Regions from separate parts of the Homo sapiens genome. Here region 1 is linked to region 2. The links are chromatin contacts, found by Hi-C or POLR2A ChIA-PET in ENCODE. All regions are on one chromosome and are shown on one strand. Each heading gives the region's core, a stretch centred on a gene start or an enhancer-like site at or near the end of the contact. The rest is flanking DNA. Distances are from core to core; before and after follow the strand shown. Region 1 has its middle 42 kb from the start of SKAP1. Region 2 overlaps SKAP1 (src kinase associated phosphoprotein 1).

Region 1 (4,981 bases), core at 1,420-3,919, 280 kb after region 2:
GCCACCATGCCCGGCTAATTTTTGTATAGAGATGGGGTTTTGCCATGTTGGCCAGGCTGGTCTCGAACCCCTGGCATCAAGCAATCCACCTGCTTCAGCCTCCCAAAATGCTGGGATTACGGGAGTCAGCCACTGTGCCCAGCCAAGATACTTCTTAAATATAGAAAAACTGGGGACCCATGGAGGTTAAGTGACCTTTTTAACCTCAAAAACTGAGGCCCAGAAGGGCAACGCACTACAGTATCCAGAGCCCTCCTCCAACAGCTGTCACTTGTGTGACCTTGAGCAAGTTGTCCATATTTTCTGAGCCTGTATCTTCATCTGTGAAAAGTTATAGGGGAAATAAATGAAAGAATATGTGTAAATCACCAGATTTTGTGATTGATGTTCTAAAAATTGTGAGTTTAATAGATATACTCAAAGATTTTGTAGGGGAGAAAGAGAGAGCTTACATTATGCAGCACAGACAACTTGAAGGGGCACAATGGGCATCATTGTTGTTAAACACCCATTTGTCAATCCAACGGTATGGAGTTTCACTTCTCCCTTCTCCACACCTGGCCTCTCTCCATCCCGTTGGTGCCTTGCTCCTCCTCCTCTTTTTTCTCTTCTCTCTCTCATGCAGAGCAATATTCTCCCTTCTCTGAAGTTGTGAGCACATCTGCCATGTGTTAAGCACATCAAGGCATTCTTCTAAGCAGAATTCCCTTCCTAAGAGAAATTCTGTTAGTAAAGTTGTTACTTTATTATACATACGGAATCATTTGCAAAGGGTATTCCCATTCACTATTTCCTTTGAATCTCAGAGCCACCCTGTGGCAAGAATTACAATTATAACCACTTTACATTGGGAGATACCGAAGCTTAGGGAATTGCTCAGGGTCATAACTTAAAAGTGGCTGAGGGGCTGAGCGTGGTGACTCATGCCTGTAATTCCAGCACTTTGAGAGGCTGAGGCAGGAGGATCTCTTGAGCCCAGGAGTTCAAGACCAGCCCGGGGAACATAGTGAGATCTTGTCTCAACAAAATATTTTTAAAATTAGCTGGGGGTGTTTCTCCCAGCTACTTGGGAGGCTAAGGTGGGTGGATCACTTGAGCCTGAGAGGTTGAGGCTGTGGTGAGCCATGGTCACACCACCGCACTCCAGCCTGGGTGACAAAGCATAAGAGACCCTGTCTCAAAAAAAAAAAAAAAAAAAAAAAAAAAGACTGAGGCAGGAATTGAACCTGGCAAGGTACCTCACAGCATGCTGGTCGTGCTTCCTCACTCTTCAGAGGCGGCATGTTCTAGTTGGCCTCCTGAAGGAAACTACTAATTTTGTTTTCTCTGCCATTCAGTGAGCATCTAGATTGAGAGCCCCACATAGGTCACTTCCTGAGCAAGATGTCAGGAGCTGGGTTAGGGTTGTAATTCCTTTCCTAGCTTGTTGTACAGCCTCGAGCAAGGAGAAGATTTGAGAGGCAGAAAGGTAGCGCGTTGGGAAAAAATGCTATGTTCCAGGCATTATATGCTAGAACTTTACATTGATTACTTCATCTAATCTTCACTAGAATTCTGTGTGAGATAGCATCAATATTTTAATTTTAAGTAAAATTAAATTGTGGAAACTGAGGCTCAAAGAGCTGATGAAATTTGTTCATGGTCATACGGATAAGAAATGATGGAGATGGGATTTGAATCTTTGTCTCTGGGACTCTAAATTCTATCTGCATTTCCTCATGTCATGTTGTCCCTCTGGGCCTTGGGGCCTTTTTAAAATGTAAATCCAGGCAACTAACTCCTCTGAATCCCACCTCACATGTCTGTCAACTGCTGGATTATGTTCCTAATCCGGCAGGGGTCGCAAGGCTGGGAAACCTTCATGCCACTATCAATCTTCTCCCCAGTTCAGAGGTCAGAGGCTCTCTTTACTCCAGCCCCCTCCTCCACCTCTGGGATGGGGCCACATTTCACCTGAGGATTAACAGCCACACCTCTCTACTTCTGCGGAGGATAGAGGGCGACTATGAAGGATGGTGTGTCTCCCCACCCACATCTCATACCTAGCCTGGGGCGGACTGTTCATTAGGGGCAGGCAGGGAGGAGGCGAACCAAGATAGCACAGAGATCCATCAAGGTGCCAAGCTGACAGGTGCACACACCTGTTTCTAGCCAGAGGAGCTAGAGGCCAGTGGGAACCTGCCTCATAGGAGAGGACTTTGTCTGGAAAGAGAAGGGAGGAAGAAAAAACAACAACAGCAACTGAGAGTGGATCACTCTAATTACATGGCTCTAAATCACCGAGAAGAACCTTGGCTCAAACATCCAAGTGGTGGAGGATGGATTTTTACCTTGACTCCCGCTAATTTTCATTGATTTATGGGGCTTGAAAGCATTTATTTTCTGCTCAGAGGCAGCCCAGCTCCTGCTAAGGAGGTGCAGGACTCCCCTAAATGCTGTCACCATGGAGAGGCGAGCAGCAGAGGTGGCTCTCAGGGCAACAGCTACATTTCCTGCTCAGTTCCAGTTGCTACCTAAGAGCTGGGAGGGTCCAATGGGAGCTGCTGGCCCTGCTGTGACAGCCTCCCCACTCCTGTCCCCAGAGCCTGCCTGCTTCTGGTCACAGCTACTTGAGTTTAACACTCCTGGCAGCTTAGCACTCTGGTTTTTATGTGTGAAGCCGTAATATTTGGTGAGCTGTGAGATGAGGTGGCAAGATTTGCAACTGGCATTCCCTTCCGGCCCTGCCCTGTGATTCAGGTCAGTGGTGTGACAAAGTGAGGCCACCCCTCCTCCCCACTCTGGCTTCCCACCTGTGGCTATTTGGAATGATGTCTTTCCTTCGTTTTCTCCTCTTCCCCCATCCCATGCCTGATAGACTCCCGTAGCTCTTGGCTTTCAAAAGGGGGTATTCAGTCCTCACATTCCAAACCATCTGCTCAATTAAACATTTTAAACAGCAATTCTGAGTCTGCCCAGGACCACATTCCAAAAGGTGGGTGTCAGGAGATAGGCTTTCTAAATGTCAGAGGCTCTGTGAAAATCTTAACTGATGAGGAAGTGGGCCAGCTAGAAAGCATCACGTTTTCTTGGAGATTAGAAACATAAGACTCAGTGTCCATACTTTCAAAATTCCTCTTCCTGAGGCACATGATGAGTCATTTGAGCATCTCTAGTCCTTTTCTCCAGGTCTGTATTCCCTGAGCCTTCCTGCCCTGTTTCCTGAGCCAGGGTTGAAGTTCAGATTCCTGTGGGTCCCCCCAGGCATCCTCCTTATCTGCAGTTGTCTTAATTTCTGTCCCATCTTCCCACCCATTCCAGTTGCAGCTGCCTTCCAGGAATAGAGTAAGATTTATCATAATATGATGGTACAAGGAGGAAGAAAATTAAACATTTTTATGAGATAGTTTTGAGTATATATTAATAGAGGCCAGGCGCAGTGGCTCACGCCTGTAATCCCAGCACTTTGGGAGGGTGAGGCAGGAAGATCACTTGAGGTCAGGAGTTTGAGACCAGCCTGGCCAACATGGTGATGCCCTGTCTCTACTAAAAATACAAAAATTAGTTGGGCATGGTGGTGGGCACCTGTAATCCCAGCTACTGGGGAGACTGAGGCAGGAGAATCACTTGAACCCAGGAGGCGGAGGTTGCAGTGAGCCGAGATCATGCCATTGCACTCCAGGCTGGGCAACAGAGTGAGACTCATTCTCAATAATAATAATAATTATTATTATTATTATTATTATAGAGCTTTGTAATAAAATTATTACTGATTCTGAGCTAGCTGTAGGCCCAGCCTTCAAGAAAACAGGAGCAGAGAGATCTCCTAAAATGTCTTTAAAACTGGGGAGTCTTCAGCCTAGACAACATAGCAAGACCCTATATTAGTCCGTTTTCACGCTGCTGATAAAGACATACCCGTGACTGGGAAGAAAAAGAGGTTTAATTGGACTTAACAGTTCCACATGGCTGGAGAGGCCTCAGAATCATGGCAAGAGGCGAAAGGCTCTTCTTACATGGCAGAGGCAAAAGAAAATGAGGAAGAAGCAAAAGCAGAAACCCCTGATAAACCCATCGGATATCGTGAGACTTATTCACTATCACGAGAATAGCACGGGAAAGACCAATCCCCATGATTCAATTACCTCCCCCTGGGTCCCTCCCACAACATGTGGGAATTCTGGGAGATACAACTCAAGTTGAGATTTCAGTGGGGACACAGCCAAACCATATCATTCTGCCCCTGGCCCCTCCAAATCTCATGTCCTCACATTTCAAAACCAATCATGCTTTATCAACAGTCCCCCAAATCTTAACTCATTTCAGCATTAACCAATATCAGACCTCATCTCTACCAAAGGTAGAAAAAAATTAGCTGGGAATGGTGGTGCGCACCTGTAGTCCCAGCTACTTGGGAGGTTGAGGTGGGAGGATCACTTGGCCCTGGGAAGCGAGGCCTCAGTGAGTTGTAACTGCACCACTGTTCTCCAGCCTGAGTGATAGAGAGAGACTCTGTCTCAAAAAAAAAAAAAAATTAAATGGAGAACATCTTACACATTTGGTATGGATTGGCACTATGACTTAGAGGTAGTAGAATTAGTCAGAAAACTTCTGGACTCTTGCAAATAGTTAGAATGAAAGATTAAGCTTATCTGATAAAGATGTCTCAAAATTCAATGGTTCAAGACAGAAGTTTATTTTTTAGCAAGCGGCTCTGCTTCATGCAGTCATGCAGGGGCCCAGGTTCCTTCTATCTTGCTTTTCCACCATTCCCTAGCCTGTAGCCTTTTTTTTTTTTTTTTCTGGGACAGGTTTTTCACTCTGTTGCCCAGGCTGGAGTACAGTGCATGATCATAGCTCATTGCAGCCTTGAACTCCGGGGTTCAAGTGATCCTCCTGCCTCAGCCTCCCAAGTAGCTGAGACTACAAGGGCACACCACCTTGCCCAGCTAATTTTTGTTCTTATTAGGTTACCCAGACTGGTCTCAAACTCCTGGCCACC
Region 2 (4,594 bases), core at 704-3,203:
GGAGAGTCTGTGAGTATGAATATTACATTAATGTGCCCACACCAGCTCACTGATCCTGCTGGCAGGAGCATAAAAAATGCCTGAGTGAAACTTTTATTTAGATGTTAAGACTCCAGGCCCCAGCGGGGTGACAGAGACAGCCCCTGTGAGTTGCCATCAGAGAGAGAGCTTGAATTGAATTACCCAGGGGGGAGGAAGTAGTGATGAGCACTGCTTCGCTTATTTAATTTCATTTACTTTCAGTACATTATCAGCATGAGGTTTTTCTCTCCCCACCAACTGAAACCCAAGAATGCCACCACTAAGGAAACAAAGACATAATACAGCAGAGATGTAACTCTAAGTCACTAATTCTAGGAGACAAGGGATAGCACCATCACCACCTTCTCTCCCCAAGAGTCAAACTCAGTTTGCTAAAATTGGGTACCAAAGGAGCTGCTGAATTTTTTCTCTTGGTCATTCACTAACAAGATTCTGAAAAGGAATAGAGCTGGAAACAGCTTTTTATATGGTGTGTTTTTGTGTATAGTCAGTAAGATGTGTTATGTTGCTTTCTTTCTTTCTTTTTTTTGAGACAGAGTCTCACTCTTGTCGCCCAGGCTGGAGTGTAATGGTGTGATCTCAGCTCACTGCAACCTCCACCTCCCGGGTTCAAGCGATTCTCCTGCTCCAGCTTCCCAAGTAGCTGGGATTACAGGCATGCACCACCATGCCTGAATAGTTTTTTGTATTTTTAGTAGAGACGGGGTTTCTCCATGTTGGTCAGGCTGGTCTTGAACTCCTGACCCCAGGGGATCCAGCCGCCTCGGCCTCCCAAAGTGCTGGGATTACAGGCATGAGCCACCGCACCCGGTCTATGTTGCTTTCTTATTCATTAGACAGAATCTGTATTGAGGAATTCTCTTGCCTGGTTCCCCTTATGGGCAGTGGGAAAAAATGGGATTATAGGCTCAGTTTAGAATGTCTACGGAAAAAAAATTAGGAAATGAGGTCAGATCAGTCTCTAGTCTACTAACTGTCTTCTGTGTACAAGGTACTGTGTGGTGAGTTCAATAACAGAGTTGTTCTCAATGTAGTTGGCTCTGAGCTCAATCTCATTAGCTCCATGATCTATCTGACAAATCCAAATAACCAAGGTGGGAATCCACAGTGGCATGCAAGGTACCTCCTCTTTCAGTGTCAGCGCAGGGTCCTACTGATCAAGAACTAGTGATCCTGAGGATGAACAGTGTTAGCCATGCCATGGGGTGATGAGGCAGGAATCTTGTATGCCTGGATCCACACCTACTGGTAAACGAACAGATCTGCAGAGAACTACTTAATGCATAATAGAAAGTATGTAAAATATGCTTTAAAGGACGGTTATAAAAATAGGAAGAAGTTGCAAACAATTGTATAAGTTGCTATTTTAAGGCAAACAATTTATATTTAAGTATACAATTAAAAAAAGAAGCTTTTTATTCATTACCTGAGAAAAGATATCACCACCGTCATGAAAAAATAAAAATGATTTTGATTTATTGAGAATAAATGGCCCTCTTGGCTAAGTCTAAAGGTGTATTACATTATATCAGCACAAAACAGAATTACATTAGTGTCATAATCTCTCCCTACCACTACACTTAACTAAACCTCTCAGAACAGCCCGTATAAAGAAAAGATTCACTTAGCTGAAGGATATGGGGCCACAAAGATAAGATCAACAGAGAAGTATGTTACCCAGAAGTGATGGCCACCCAACTTTCATGGCAGATGAAGATAAAAGAAATTCTCAGATATCTTTCTCTTCATCTAGTTTCCTTTAAACCCTTGTATCCCACCCACATCAAAAAAAGCAATAAAAAACGACAGAATAGGATTCCATCTCTCAATGCTAAACATGACTCTTTAGTCAGCTATGCACAGCAACAACAATGGGGACCCTTTGGAGTGTGATACATTTCCATAAAGCAGTCAATAAAAAAGACACGAGAGCTTATGTGAGTCACGGCCTATTTAACCAGCTGCGTTCTAGCCCACTGAGAAAAGAGAATTGGAGAAATCAGTTGGCAACACCAGAGCACAAGGCTAATAGCACAGGAGGCCACACAATTTCCACGCAAAAAGGCTGCAGCCCCTGCAGAACAAACCAGGTGCCCACTAACTTTCATTATAGGCAGCTGGCTTGGTCTCTTGCTAAATCATCCTGAAAGGAAAATAAATAGTTTTTTAAAAAACATCTTTTGTTCAAATCGTCCCCCTGTTAAGTTATGGACTTCTCCCATCCTCCCTCTTCCTTTTAATTCAAGTTCTTTTCAACTGTTTAAAAGAGGGACCTAACCAACTTGAGCCTAGAGACTAATAGCTAACAGGGGTGAATTTCAGACAGGGTGAAGTTTAGCAGGATCCTTCATTAAAGTACTCATGTAAAAAACCTGGGGATTGGGTGTATGAGATTGGAGAAAATTTAACATCTGAAGGCTGGGAATGGTCAAATTCCACCTGCAATTCCAATGCAGTCACAGATGGCTGGTGTGTGTGCATCTGCAGACATAAACACAAACACACGCTTTAAAATGCCTCAAATGTACCAAGGTGAGGAGGGTATTGCAGATAGGTTGGGGAGGGGGTAGTTTTCTCTTGTCTGGTGATTGTGGATTTCAAATCTGTTCATGAACCTCTCTTTTGTGCATTTGATTTCTGTGGCCTTCTTTAATATGTTCATTACTGCTTTTCCTTAGCTTCTTACTTTTCTGGGTTACTTTTTTGCCTTCTTCTCAATTTTCAGGAACCAGTCAATAAATGATAGTTTGTAGTGTCTGGCAGGAAGTGTCATCTTCCGATGCTAACAAGGAAGTTGGTTTCAATGACTATTCCTTGATTAGTCCCTTGAACAGGCATATATAATTCTTTAACTTCCGTGGTTCCATTTGATATCCACCTGAGTTTACACTTATACCACACATTTTTCTTGCATTGTGCTTCACTTATAAAGGAATTTAGCTTAACATATGAAAGGTGAAAAATTCTAAAACATTAGTAATAGATTTAGCATCTAAAATTTCAAAGATATAGAAAGCACTCAAACAGATGGCTTTAAACTAACTGAATGGAACTGTTCATGGAGAAATAAATTGGACAACAGATGAAAGGAAGGGAATGAACACAACGTACTTAATCAAGTTCTTCAACAAGCTGTGATGTAAGAAGCTAGGAAACAGAACATGAGCAACAGGAGCTAGACTAAAGGACCCCAGAAAATGGTAGAAATGACACATTTGTAGTTAGCAAACCAACACAGAAGACAACTTTCATGAGACCTCAATAGACTCATGTTGCCCTTCTAATTTTTGAAGGTCTTTTAAAAATACCAGTGAATCCAGGTTATAGTGAACCCAGGTTACAGAAATCTGTGGAGAAAATCCTGTTATACTGAAGACAAAAAAAACCTCTGAGGTTCTAGGTCAGTAGTACAAAGAAAAAAAAGCAGATAATAAACAAAATAATTAAAATGAATATGCTTTAACAAAAATGGCCCCCCAAAACCCTAACCAGTTTTAAATTCATCAGCATTGTATCAAGCATTTTTACATCTAAGTCCCACAATATCCCTATGAGGCATGTTTTATTATCATCCCCACTTTACAGACTAGGAAACTGAGGTGTAATGAAATGACATAATTTGCTGAAGGTTGCTCAGTTGGAATAGCCCATGCTGTTTCCAATACTCTGAGCTTCAGACATGCACAGAAGTGGATGAGGAAAGATTGGGTCTTCCTATCTCACTCCCCCACAAAAAGAGACCCTGTTTTTTGGAAGAAGAAACAGGCATGATGTGTGGTTATTCTAACTCCTGGTGTCAAAAAATTATTTTAGTATCTATATTTCTTATTTACTTTTTTATGAGTAAAATGAGCAGGTTTTATTTTATTTTTATGTTTTTCAGCTTTTATTTTAGAATCGGGGTACATGTGTAGGTTTGTTACAAAGGTATATTGTGTGATGCTGAGGTTTGGAGTATGAATAATCTGTCATCCAGGTAGTGAGCACAGTACCCAATAATAGTTTTTCAACCCTTGCTTCCCTCCCTACCTCCTCGTGCATTTACCCAGTGTCTACTGTTGCCATATTTATGTCCATGTGTACCCAGTGTGTAGCTCCCACTTATAAGTGAGAAAATGCCATATTATGTTTTCTGTTTCTGCGTTAGTTCAAAAACATGGAATGCTTCACAAATTTGCATGTCATCTTTGCACAGGGGCCATGCTAATCTTCTCTGTATCATTCCAATTTTAGTATATATGCTGCCAAAGTGAGCACTCGGTTACTTTTAAATGTACTAACTGATTAATCTTTGGAATTGCCTCCTAGGGCAGATCTATGTGAAATCCAAGAGGTCAAAAGAGATATAGAGCAAAATACAAGAAAGTCTCAGAATTCAATAAAAGGACACATGAGTTAAGTACCTATAAGAGGGCACAGCCAGAAGCTCTCAAAAAATGCTGCTTGGGGCTGGGCGTGGTGGCCCACGCCTGTAATCCCAGCACTTTGGGAGGCCGAGGTGGGCAGATCACGAGGTCGGGAGTTTAAGACCACCGTGGCCAGCATGGTGAAA

What was found. A loop is a pair of places that touch in the nucleus more often than their neighbours do. ChIA-PET counts read pairs that join two places held with the same protein, here RNA polymerase II (POLR2A).
Region 1: a loop to region 2 is called in a map of Caco-2, with 3 times the contacts of the local background. The contact joins two enhancer-like sites. A Hi-C loop is called at or near these places in 1 of 168 maps with a recorded cell type or tissue (Caco-2). POLR2A ChIA-PET finds 5 or more read pairs at or near these places in 1 of 52 experiments (activated T-cell).

What each region holds. Positions count from the first base shown.
Region 1 is chr17:48,470,027-48,475,007 of GRCh38, forward strand. No RefSeq gene overlaps it. Among named protein-coding and RNA genes, the nearest start is that of SKAP1, 42 kb to the left of the region's middle. Within about 2 kb of position 2,670, at least 7 of the 41 ENCODE cell types and tissues checked have a DNase peak (open chromatin) inside an H3K27ac peak, as active enhancers do.
Region 2 is chr17:48,192,488-48,197,081 of GRCh38, forward strand. All of the region lies in intron 4 of SKAP1 (src kinase associated phosphoprotein 1), which reads right to left. It also overlaps the pseudogene RNU6-1152P. Among named protein-coding and RNA genes, the nearest start is that of MIR1203, 38 kb to the left of the region's middle. RefSeq lists an enhancer at 1-299. Within about 2 kb of position 1,954, at least 2 of the 41 ENCODE cell types and tissues checked have a DNase peak (open chromatin) inside an H3K27ac peak, as active enhancers do.